Linked DNA regions of Homo sapiens: region 2 is linked to region 1. Evidence: chromatin contacts called from ENCODE Hi-C or POLR2A ChIA-PET data. All regions are on one chromosome and are shown on one strand. Each heading gives the region's core, a stretch centred on a gene start or an enhancer-like site at or near the end of the contact. The rest is flanking DNA. Distances are from core to core; before and after follow the strand shown. Region 1 holds the start of TMEM161B (transmembrane protein 161B). Region 2 overlaps TMEM161B (transmembrane protein 161B).

Region 1 (5,963 bases), core at 1,456-3,955:
GTATCGTACTTTTTGTTGGTCTTGAAAGCATTTGAGAACAGTTCTCATTCAGGACATTTCAACTCATCACAAAGCCCGAATGGTAAGCAACCAAGACTTTTCTCAAAGATTATGCTCCTAATTCCCTTGCTGAAACTACTGAATTTCTTTTCATCTCCATCTATCTTTTCTTCCCTTTCATAACTGTCCCCTTTCTTTGTATCTTTGTCAAAGACACTCACCTATTTTAAATAATGGAAACAGAGAAATTACTGTACTTCAAGGCAGGCAACCAATAGATAATAATATTATTCTACCAAAAAAAAAAGACTGGGTGGCACTACCTTAAAACATATATCCATTTTAATCATTAAATAGCATTACTTATATAACAGATTTTTCACATGTAATTGAGAGAACTGTGTGAAACAGAACATTAAAAGATATTAATCAAGAGTTATTCATCAACTTGCCATACAACAAATAAGGAACACTGCACTCTGTGATCTATTAAAAATGATAAGCAGATAATCAAAACTGCGATTTCTTTTCATGGTTTTACTCTAGCAGGAATGGATTCCATTCTGATAGTAATTCCAGTTTTACTGTCACATAGAAGGAGATACTTTGCGAACCTCAATGACTGCCAGGTTTAGGACAGATATTAAGAACCACAGTGTCAGAAATGAAAGAGTACAACTTCACAGAATGTGTTGTCTCTGACAGGTTGATAGCCACTTACCTTCTCCATCTTTTCTTCCTCAAGGATAGCAGCTGCTTCCCACAGATACACCAACAGGCAATTCCAGCCCCTCTCTACCACACTTACCATTTGCAGGTGCCTGTGGCTTGTCTATTTACAACCTTGTCCCTACACAGCAGAAGCGGAACCCTTCAGGAAGTTCTGGATTCATCCTCAGCAGGATCTGTTTCACAAACTATTCTCCAGTCCCACCTTCCCTCCAGGTATTCTGTCAGTACTTACGATTCCCAGATCTTCTTTTAATTGTCACGCTGTTCGTCCCCTCACAAAATCAAGTTTAAACTAAAAAAAAAAAACAAAAAAAAAAACCCTCATACACTCAGTCTGTGTCCCCTTTCCTGACATAAAATAACTGGCCCTGTGCATGCTTCTTTTGGATGGCTGAGAACCCCGATTCCTTTGGGCCATTTACAGCTTGGATACCATACGCTCCAGGTACTTTGATAAGCAGGGTGAAATTTAATATCTATAACAACGCCTGCCTACTCAACCTTCTTAACTTCTCCCAAAACTTCCTAGTTTCCCTTCCCAATTCCAACTTCATAACAAAACATCACACTATGGCACAAAGTGAATTCATGGATGAAATTACTAACAGCTACAACTTAAGTAAGGACCCCAAGTCGTGAGACAAATTTCTGGGTTGAAAGTGCTCTGTATATCCATTTCAAGCCTGCCTCCAGTACGATGTCTCATTATAATCAAATAAAAAGGCAGAAAAAGTTGAATGGAATAGAGTTTGGAAAAAACACAAAATTAAAAGTTGTATGAGAGTTTCACTTATTTGCATCTGATATAAATATCTATACATCTATAGAAAAAAAAAACCCTCATACACTCAGTCTGTGTCCCTTTTCCTGACATAAAGCAACTGGCCCTGTGCAAGCTTCTTTGGGATGGCTGAGAACCCCGATATATCGATATATTTATAGATAGACGTCTACATATCTATCCAAATATCTATATCTATCCATATATCTACCTATCTATCTATCTATATATATATCTATATCTATCGATCGATATCTATCTATATCTATCTATCTAGACTTCCCTGGTGAGGGAGTGAACCGCTGCCTGACGGGGGCCAAGACTGGCAGAGCAGAGACGCGGTTTGTACATGAGGGGAGGTGGTGGCCAGAGCAAAAGTGAACCGCAGGCTAGGCAAAGACCACAGCACACAGCCATACAGGTGTCCAGGACCGTCAGATCCCAGAGCATCTATCTATATAGATAGGTATCTATATGGAAAACGTCCATATTGGAACGTATTAAAGAGGCAGAATTTTCTTCCTGGGTTCTCTGCTCTTGGTAGATGTTCTTCCGGCTTCAATTGCCACCTGTGAATAGTGAAGAAACTTCTCACTATGAGATTCCATTGCCCGGAAGGAGGGTAGAGCTACGGTACCCACTAAGGCAGGGAACAGAAGCAACAGACGGACAGGTCTGTGGAAATGAGGATATGCTAATAAGGGACCGAGTCAGGAAAACTAGAGGGTAACAAGAGGGCGTCAGTTAAGCTGAGACAAAATGACGGCCAAAGGTGGTCTTTACTCTCTCTAAATCACCTGGGTCTGGAGTCGACTCCCATCGCGCACCCTCACTCCCACCCCTGGCCCCCTCCCGCCCCCCACCCGCCCCCCTCCCTCTCCCCTCCCGCTCCCCACACCAACGTGTGCCTCCGTCACCTCTCAGACAGTGGATGCGTTCCTGTTGAAACCACCCAATCTACCTCAGGGTCCTCGCAAGCGCAGCCACCACGATCCGCCCGCCCACGTACCTGTGCTGCGCCTGCGCCTCCTCCGCTCTCTCAAGGTCAGCACCGCCCCCAGCCCACAACCTGGCACCCACGGAAGTTGCTTTAGAGGACGTCCTGCGTATCTTCACCTCTGCGTGGCGTGGGGTCGACGGCGCTCTGGAGAAGGGAGGAACTTCCTGTCCCGCGCGCGCACAACTTCCGGCAGAGCCGGAAGACCCTCTCTTTCGCTGTTTGAGAGTCTCTCGGCTCAAGGACCGGGAGGTAAGAGGTTTGGGACTGCCCCGGCAACTCCAGGGTGTCTGGTCCACGACCTATCCTAGGCGCCATGGTGAGTTCTTCTGTGAGGGCAGGAGTGACAACGGTGGGGCGAAAAGGGCGGGGAGGTCAGTACTGTGAAAAGAGCCATCAGGTGCTCTGCTCAGAATGGAGTTGAGACGTTGGGATGAGCTGCTGGGTAGGACCCACCACCTATCTCAGGGTGTCTGAGCCCCTGAGGAAGCAGCATTACGCCTACCTGTCTGGGAGACTAGCGGGCCGGAGGCAGGGGCGTATCTGTCAGGGAGTATGGACTGGGTAGCCTGCCTGTTCATGGCCCATTTACTGTGTATGGCCTGTGGCGCCAGGTGATCCCAGAGTTGACCTTGCCGGGTCAGTCACCTCTTCTGCGCCCCCTTCTCCATCCGCGGAACAGTGGCCAAGAACTTCAGATCTTAGAAATGCTTTTAGCCTCTCCAGGTGGACACAACGGGTCTCCTTGTATAAGATCAACACCTGTCATTTAAAGAAACGGTAGTCCCCTTATTCTTTACACTTAGCCATTTCATAATTGAAAAGGGTGTCAAATAAAAAACCCGAGTTTAGTAAGGACAGACTTTATTCGAAAGGAATATTGCAGGGGTGTGGAGGAAGGTTGAAGGAACTGTTGCAGTAGGGAGAATGACCGTAAGATTTGCATGCACCTTAAAGGTTAGGCAGAAAGGGTTTGTCTTTTGTTGGTAGGGGTAAATAAGATGTCAGGAATTGGGATGAAAATATGGGTATGATCCGGCAGTAACCAGATAATGTTTTACCCTGAGCCCATGTATTCTGAGGAGGAGCTGTTAGGAGAGGTTTGTATATGTTGTTTCAGACTGAGGGAAGGACAAAATTCAGGTACCCGAGAGAAGAGAATCTTAAAGTTTGGTTAATAAGTATTTTGTTCCGATTGATCTGTGGGACAGGTACTTCAGCAAGTCATTTACGAAGCAAAGGATGGGAATTAGAAGGGTCTAGTTATGGCCTTGTTATAGGTAAACAAGGGGTAGGGGGGTATGGATCAACCCTTAGTCTTATCTAAGTTCTACAGGAAAGATGATTCTTTGCAGTAAGCCAATTTCTCAGAACACAAACGGGGGCAAGGGGTTTCTTAACCTTTGCTGTTTTTCAAGATCACGGGGCTCTGGTGAAGTTCATTATTGTCAGTTTCTTCACCGTATACAAGATTTCAAACCCTCACTTGCAGAGGCTTCTGTCCTGGAATTTAGCTTCAGTTTGTCTTATATTTTCAGGGCCAAATATTGCCAACATTCAGTTAATGTGTGTGGTGATTGGCTTTTGAATGACTTTTAGAAACTTAGCTGAATGTAGAACAAAGACCTTCAAAATAATGTAGTTCCTGGTGCACTTTACCAGATAACCTATCTCTTTAAAGTTTTTTTTTTTAAGCCTCAGTGAATAATATGGTTTGTATTAAGAAAGTTGTTTTTCTTTTGTATCAGTGAAATTAGACAAGGATAGGGAAAACAGAACTGGGAGAAACCAAAGCCTAGTAATCACTCTTCCATCCCCATTTTTACAGAAGAAAGAATCTGGGGTCTAGAAATTGACAGTGATTTTTCTAAAGTAACAGTAGTTTGGCAGTCTGGACTAAAACTCATATTTTCATTTTTTAAATTTAAGATTAATTTTTGACTTTTTGGTCTGAAAAGTTGAAGGTAAAGTATAATTAAAATACTTAAGTTCATCATAGTCACAGAAAAGCTGAACATGAACTTGTTCTCAGTGTTTTGGAATACTAGAAGTAGAATCCTGCTTATCCTGTCGGTTCAAAAGAGATGGTTAATGTTTGGAACTAATGTAATCTTATGCTGTTTTTCTGAATGTCATTTTGGAACTAACTAGTTGGCTCTTTTCCTTCTGGAAGTGCTTATATTTCTGAGCTAATTATCTTGGCTGAGTTTTATCTTTCCCAGCTATGAAATTGATAATGTCTGTATATGCAAGTGTGGTTAATGCTTGGAATTTTTCAAAGGGAAGAGTTTAACCATTAAATGAAGTGAACATGGGCTGAATTTATTGAGGATTCAGCTTGTTGAAATCAGAACTTGTTTTGCATTGCTGGGGCCTAATGATATTATGAAAAGAACATTAGTATTGACCCCAGAGGACCCAGATTCTGCCCATTGTTAGTTATATGGATTTGGAAAAGTCACTCAATTTTGATAAGAGTTCCAAATTCCTCCTGGGTAAGAGAAGTGGGACTTGATGGGTATTAAAGCACCTTCTTAAATTTATGATTCCATGACTACTCAACATTTTTGAGGATAGTTACATGTTTCAGATTAAATAAAAGTTAGTCTGATTTCCACTGTTTTGTTTCCATGCCATTTTGGCTTAAGTTTGATTTCTTTTATCATTCTCTTTTTCATTTTTTTCATAAGTCACATAGATAGTACTTGGAATCTTTGTATATTTGGCCAAGTCTTTCACTACTGTCTTAAATACTGCTCCAGAATGGAACACAACTCTTGGAATGTTTTGATTTAATTCTTGTTTTAATCAATGATAAACTAATTCTGTGCTCTCATTCTCTCATACATTATGTATACCGATACTCAATAGATACCTGTGCCTATAACAAGGTTTTTGTATTATGAATGAAGGAGAATAGGATTATGATCCAGACTGAAAATACTGAACTCACGCTTAATTTTTATGCTTTCAAGTTGTTGTGAAGACAAGTCTATAGGAAATTTACTAATGGAATAAAGCCATTTGCTCTATTGCACTTTCCTTTTTGAAAATTACAGACCAACTTTGATCAAATATAAATCTTTCTACCATTCAAGCTAATTTGTGGAAGATAGGTAGATTAGAGCTAGCTCCTGGAATTGCAGATATCACGGCTTGCATCTGTGTATCATCCTGTAGTAACTTACTGCTGTAATTGAACAATGGTTTGTGGGCAGGTGTGGGAGAGTAGGCCATGGGGAGGTTATAAACCTTTGCCATAATCAATTGGATTTGATGAAAAGTTTTCTTTTTGAGGGGAGTGGAGGGGAGTGTTGGGAAGAGTGTGTAAATGCTATAAGAGAAACACATATAATAGGCTCAAAGAGTACAGTGGAAAGAAATTATTTCTAACTGAGAGCAGGTTGGGTCATGTAGTAGGTCACAGGTTCCCAACCCCTGGGACTGTGGACT
Region 2 (5,963 bases), core at 1,195-3,694, 65 kb after region 1:
ATTCTGTATTTCACATTTGTGATAAGAGTAATCTGTTGTTTTTTTTTTTTTCCCCCACAGGGTTTACAAATTTTTCAGACAGTGCGATGCAGTTTCTTGAAAAGCAAGGTTTAGAATCTCAGTAAGTTTTTGAAAAATTAAGCATTATTTAAATTTAACCTTTTCTATTTTTAATAAAGCAGTATTTACTATAAATAGCTGTTTTAAATTAGTAAAGAGTTTTAAGTTGGACTGTCACTTCTAGAAACATCCTTACTCATAATTTTTATGACTATATAAAGTTAGTGTCTTTTATAGAATTCTTATGTAAATTTGCATTTCTTAAATTCCTCTCCCTCAAGAGATTAAATTTATATCCAAGTTATATGTCAATTCCCTGTTGAATGTGTAGGTTAGGTTGCTGTGACTATGACTAAAGAGATGCCTCATTTAGTTTACAGTTCACCAGAATCCATTATAGGTACTTGAATAATAGCAATCTTTTTGTAGAAATTTGCTTTGTTTTACTGTTATTGTTATTTGTAAGATAATTGATTAGAAGAAAAGAAATTCTTCAAAAGCTAATTATAAAAATTTATCAGCTTTTTAAAAAATTTTATTTTTAGGAGTCCTGTTTCAAAACTTACTTTCAAATTTTTCCTGGCTATTTTCTGTTCATTCATTGGGGCTTTTTTGACATTTCCTGGATTACGACTGGCTCAAATGCATCTGGATGCCCTGAATTTGGCAACAGAAAAAATTACACAGTAAGCGGAAAATGTACATAAGCACATGCAGATAAATATATGTTTTCCATCTTAATGAAGGTATAATATTGTAATGTAATCATAAATTATTGTATTGAAAATTAATAACCATTTGATGTCACACTACTTCCTCTTTCAACTATAAGCAAGTTTCTTTTATTTGCTTCTAAATTTTAAGTCTTGTATTTAAAAAGATACATCATCGATTACTAAATTTGTCTTACCTGTTAAAATGAAAATCTCAAAATTTATGTTATTTCTAATTCAGGGGCTTATACTGCAATCTCTACAACTAAACTGAGGATCCATAGAAATTTCCCTTAAAAAATAAGATCATTTTACTTTAAAATATTGTTTTAAATTTTCATATATATCTATTTAAATTAACTTTTTAATGTAAAATTTTACTTAAAAACATTTTAAAACTTAAAGTTGTATGTAAGAGGTGTTTGTTTTCCTTAAGTTACTGACCTGCTTATTAGACTCTTATTAAAATAATACATTATTTTGGGATTGTTAGTACTCTACAATGTTATATGTTGTACATTACTTCTAACTACCAAATTCTATTTTAGTTCTGAAGTTATATGTTAGTTTGGACAAGTCACATTTCATCTTCATATGTAGTTCAAAGCCCATTTACTATATTCTTTGTGCTTGTCACAGATTTTTTTTTGTTGATGTAGACATCTTGGCAGAAAGATAGGCTTATATCTACTTCAAATCATATGCAGATCAAAGTTCCTGTCTCATCGTTTTGTTTTGCAGTAGAAGCCCAACTTGAGAATATTTCATTTTGATATGTGTATTTATAACCATTAAGTTTATCTGGGTAATCTTATTTCCTAACATTTCTATTCTTTAAAACCTATTTTTAATGATGCTGATTCTTTAGTCTTTTCACATTCTTGTCTCTCTTACCTGTCATTTCCCTTTAATTTAATTTTGACTGTCTTTTTTTTTTAACCTCACTTCCATTTTTCTACATAAGCTTTGTACATGTGTTTACTTACTATCGCCTCCCACTACACACTCCTTCATCCCTCTTCTTTTTTTTTTCTCCTTTTACTCAGTGTGCTTTTGGCTGCATCCCGTCTTTCTCCCACCACCCGTCTCCCTAATGGCTTCTTTTAAGACAAAACCTGGTTCTCCCCCTCCTCTCTGCACACACACTTCAGTCCACTAACCCCAGTGTTATGATTTAAATAAGCTGAAAAGGGTGGGTGGAGGGGAGCCCTTCACAAGCTACTGAAACCGCTGTGGGCTGCTCCTTGATACTAGAGTGTTCCCTAGCAACACTGCATACCTAATACTGCTGCTTTCTTCCCCACATCCGATGGTTTACCCAGTCTGTGGGATGAAAGAATCACTTTATAAAAACATTTAAAGCATTTGGTGGTGGTTGGAGGTGGAGTGCACATTTTAGTGTCCTTTTTAGTAAAATGTGGCTTCATTTTAAGATTTTTTCCCTTGGGGGATTTGGGGTTTTATTTTATTTTCAGTTTATTGCAGCCCCTCATTGTGTTGTAGCACTCTGCCTTGATACAAGGGTGTGGGCAAGCTAGTTCTGTTGTGAGAGTAACATGACTGGCACAAAGAGCAGCATTCTCTTCACCCCCATGGCTAGGCACTAGGATGTGTTTTTATATCAGAGGTTAGAGCGGGAGTTCTGCCTTTCCCTGTTAGGTGTTTGTGGCTTCCTGACCCAGCCCTGTTCACTCACACAGATCACTGTCTGCCTATGTAGTGATACTTTAAAATGTGGTGTTTGTGTGTATTTTGAACCCTCCAGTTTAGCTCTTAAGTGTGGTTGATAATGAAAGCAGTTTATGGTAATAAAATGGGTGAAGAATTTGCGTTTTTTCTAAAATAAGAAAAATTTTTATCAGCCATCTATCTCTGTAGGATACAAACTTGGACAATTAACAATGAAGTTATAGCGCAGACCTGAAACCTTTGCTGTATTAGGTATATTGCCTTGTCAGGAGTAATGCAAATTATATATATATATATATATATATATATATATATATATATATATATATATATATATATATATATATGATAGGGAAATTATTTCAAGTGTGTTCATACTCATTCAAAAAGAAATTAAAATGTGGAATCACTTAACGATTGTTAACAATGGAAGTTAAAAATTATAAATGATCATTACACGTTAAAAGGTTCCTCAGTTGCGGGTTGTTGCAGTAGGTTCCGTCTGCCATATGCCTTCTAGTAATATGGACCTGGCTAATCACTATCATTTACTTGTAGATAATGAGGAGACACTTTGTTTCAGTTGCCCTAGAAAGTATCAGACGACTCTTCTGTACTGAAAATCCATTAGATTCGTTGACTATATAAAGTTAGAATCATTAAATACCTGCTTATTAAATCAGGAATAAAGTATGAGATTATTAAAGAATACTAGAATAGAAGTGAACAAATCTGAATTTTAGTCCTATATTTACATTAACTTATTGCCAAGAGCAAGTCATTTAACTTTTCTGTATCTAAATGTTCTCATTTGAAAAATTAAGATAATGATATAATTTCTCACAGGCTCAAATCAGTGTTAAATCATAATGATAAATATAAAATGATGGTGACAGTAGTATCGTAAGTAGTAGAATACTGCAAATAAGCTCCTACCTCCATTTTAGTAAGACCCCAGCTTCTGTAGTTTATTAGCACGTGCTGTTTCTGAATTTTTATATTTATTTCTTACGTACTTTCAGAACTTTACTTCATATCAACTTCTTGGCACCTTTATTTATGGTTCTGCTCTGGGTAAAACCAATCACCAAAGACTACATTATGAACCCACCACTGGGCAAAGAAAGTATCCCTTTGTAAGTATGGGCATTTGAGGGCTGATTTTTATCACCAAAACTGCTTTACTAAATGTTATTTACTGTATTTCGTTTTCAGTGATAAAATCAGGACACTGTATTTTTCAGACATTAATAGGAATGCTAAAAGATGTGTTAGAAAATTGAAACTACAGACCATCATGTAACATTTTTGTGATCTTTATTAGTTAATGTTAATGATTATTACCTTGCACTAATATTACCTTACACACTATTTTTTTCCTCCTCTTTATGTCCAGTCGTCATCATTTTTCTGTTGTCATTGTGGCTATTGTTCAGATACCTTCTGGAGTTCTTTTGTTTTAATTTTGAAAATTATGGAGGAAAAAAGTATAAATGGAAACTCATATACTCAACTCCTATGTTTGACAGTTGTTAACATTTTCCATATTTGCTTCATCCATTCTTTGTTTTGTTTTTTGATGAAGGATTTTTGAAGTAAATTAGAGACATAACAGTTTTATCCCTTAGTACTTTCTTTAGTTTGCACCTCTAAAAAAAATAAGGATATTTTCCTATATAACAATAACATCATCGTACCTAACAGTTATCTAATACTAATACCTTAATATTATTATCTAATACTAGTTTATATTTCTACAGTTAGGCAACTGTATTTTAGCAGAAGAAGATGGTGAGGAAACAAACAGTTTATTAATAGGCATTAATAACTAGACTTGATCTGTTAGCCTTGTAGAACTGTTAGAGTAATAGAAAGTTTCAGACAGAACTGGTTCAAACTCCAGCTCTCCTCCTCACTAAAATCTTCATTTGAGGCAGGTTATTTAACTTCACTGAGCCTCTGTTTCCCCATCTGGAAGATGAAGATAATAGTATCTAACTCACAAGGTTATCATTGGAATAAATGAAAGAACACATGTAATGCAACCAGCTGGAATTAAGTGCTTAATAAATGTTCTTTTCACTGCTTTGCCTCATCAGAATTAAAATAGAAATACTTGACTAGTCATTGACTCCGCAGTGTACCTTTTGTATTGTGTCCTTCTTTTAGATCCTGGTACCAGTTTGTCTTGGAATATATATAAAATCAGTGATGACCATGATAATTTCTCTTTTTAGAGTTAATCCTATTGAACCCAGGAAATAGCCACTGAAAAAGTAATGCTTCCCCGCCGCCGACACACACTAATTACCTTAATGGTAATTTAACTTGACAGATTCCCTAAGTATTGAAAAGTAATTCTAAGGATCTAAGGTTCTAGAAAAGTCTCAGAGAAACTACTAATTCATATCTTTGATACTGAAAGCATTCCCAATCCTTCCTTGAGATTTTGGTCATGGAAACTGGATTTCATACTCCTGTAACTATGTTCCCTGATTTTTATATTTGCCTTAGTTAAATTGAGAAAATAAGGAAACTAGCATTTATAAAACACTTATATACCAGTTATTATGTGAGATATTCATACTTTACATATTGTATCTTCTTATGGTAATTGTCCATTTGTTGCTGTTGTCATCCTATTTTATACATGAAATAACAGGCTCAGAGGTTAAATAATTTGACTAAGGTTATTCAGCCAGATCGCGTGTACATAAAACACTTGGTAGTTATACCAACATTCACTTCCCACTTCCAGTCTGATTAAACTTCATGTGGATTTATTAGTAATGAATACTTTATTTAATAGAAATGGGAATAAGGAACTTTTCCCTTGTGTGTATATTAAATTATAGGAAAAATATTGTTTGTATATAAAGACCTGAGGTTCTCTTTCTATAGCTTTTTCCCCCCTTTGTCCCATCCCCATTTCTGACCTGTTTCATAAGCATTCCAAGCAAAATTATAGTTTTACCTCTGCTCTCTTTTATTCTTCTTTAATTTGAATTCGTGGTTAAGTTATTAGAGGCAGTTTTTAATTTTTGTTAAAAATCTAAAATGCATGTGATAGATTGTGAAAAAATGGCTGCCCATCAAAGAGGGTAGGATGAAGGAAAAATAAAGTGACAGGTTCTTCTTCTGTCACAGACAAATTGGTTTGTGGAAAGGTCTTTGTAATCAGAAGCAAAAATATGGTATAATGTAGTTTCAACCCAGAAATGTGTTTGAGTCCATCATGTGTTCTGATAAAGCATTGAAAAAAATAAAATATGGTAAACAGAGTCCATGTGTGCTCATAATCTCCTAAGAAGAACACAGCATATACAGGAAAGCTCAGAATGGCATCAGGAATTTAAGGTGGTTTCTTCTGCCTGTTCTTTCCCTATATACTTTAAGCTCCTCCTCATGCTCCTTCTTGAGATACTCTATCAGATCAACTTCTTCAGATATTTATGATGGTATGGAATAATCTAATTAGAAAGTACTATTTAATGACTATTA

The links. Hi-C counts contacts between places; a loop is a spot of excess contacts on that map. ChIA-PET counts read pairs that join two places held with the same protein, here RNA polymerase II (POLR2A). Pooled maps may share reads with other maps.
Region 2: a loop to region 1 is called in a map of natural killer cell, with 10 times the contacts of the local background. The contact joins the enhancer-like site here to the promoter of TMEM161B in region 1. A Hi-C loop is called at or near these places in 5 of 168 maps with a recorded cell type or tissue (CD4-positive, alpha-beta T cell, CD8-positive, alpha-beta T cell, Caco-2 and 2 more) and 11 of 50 pooled maps. POLR2A ChIA-PET finds 5 or more read pairs at or near these places in 4 of 52 experiments (OCI-LY7, activated CD4-positive, alpha-beta T cell, activated CD4-positive, alpha-beta memory T cell and 1 more).

What each region holds. Positions count from the first base shown.
Region 1 is chr5:88,265,587-88,271,549 of GRCh38, reverse strand. TMEM161B (transmembrane protein 161B) reads left to right here and starts at 2,705. Exons shown (of 12, transcript NM_153354.5): 1 at 2,705-2,829. The coding sequence starts at 2,827. TMEM161B-DT (TMEM161B divergent transcript) reads right to left here and starts at 2,668. Exons shown (of 3, transcript NR_039995.1): 1 at 2,523-2,668; 2 at 965-1,024. RefSeq lists enhancers at 2,539-2,728, 2,419-2,918.
Region 2 is chr5:88,200,597-88,206,559 of GRCh38, reverse strand. It overlaps TMEM161B (transmembrane protein 161B), which reads left to right. Exons shown (of 12, transcript NM_153354.5): 7 at 61-121; 8 at 606-746; 9 at 3,485-3,598. Among named protein-coding and RNA genes, the nearest start is that of TMEM161B, 65 kb to the left of the region's middle. Within about 2 kb of position 2,444, at least 3 of the 41 ENCODE cell types and tissues checked have a DNase peak (open chromatin) inside an H3K27ac peak, as active enhancers do; they include CD4-positive, alpha-beta T cell, CD8-positive, alpha-beta T cell and natural killer cell, where a contact is called at or near this core.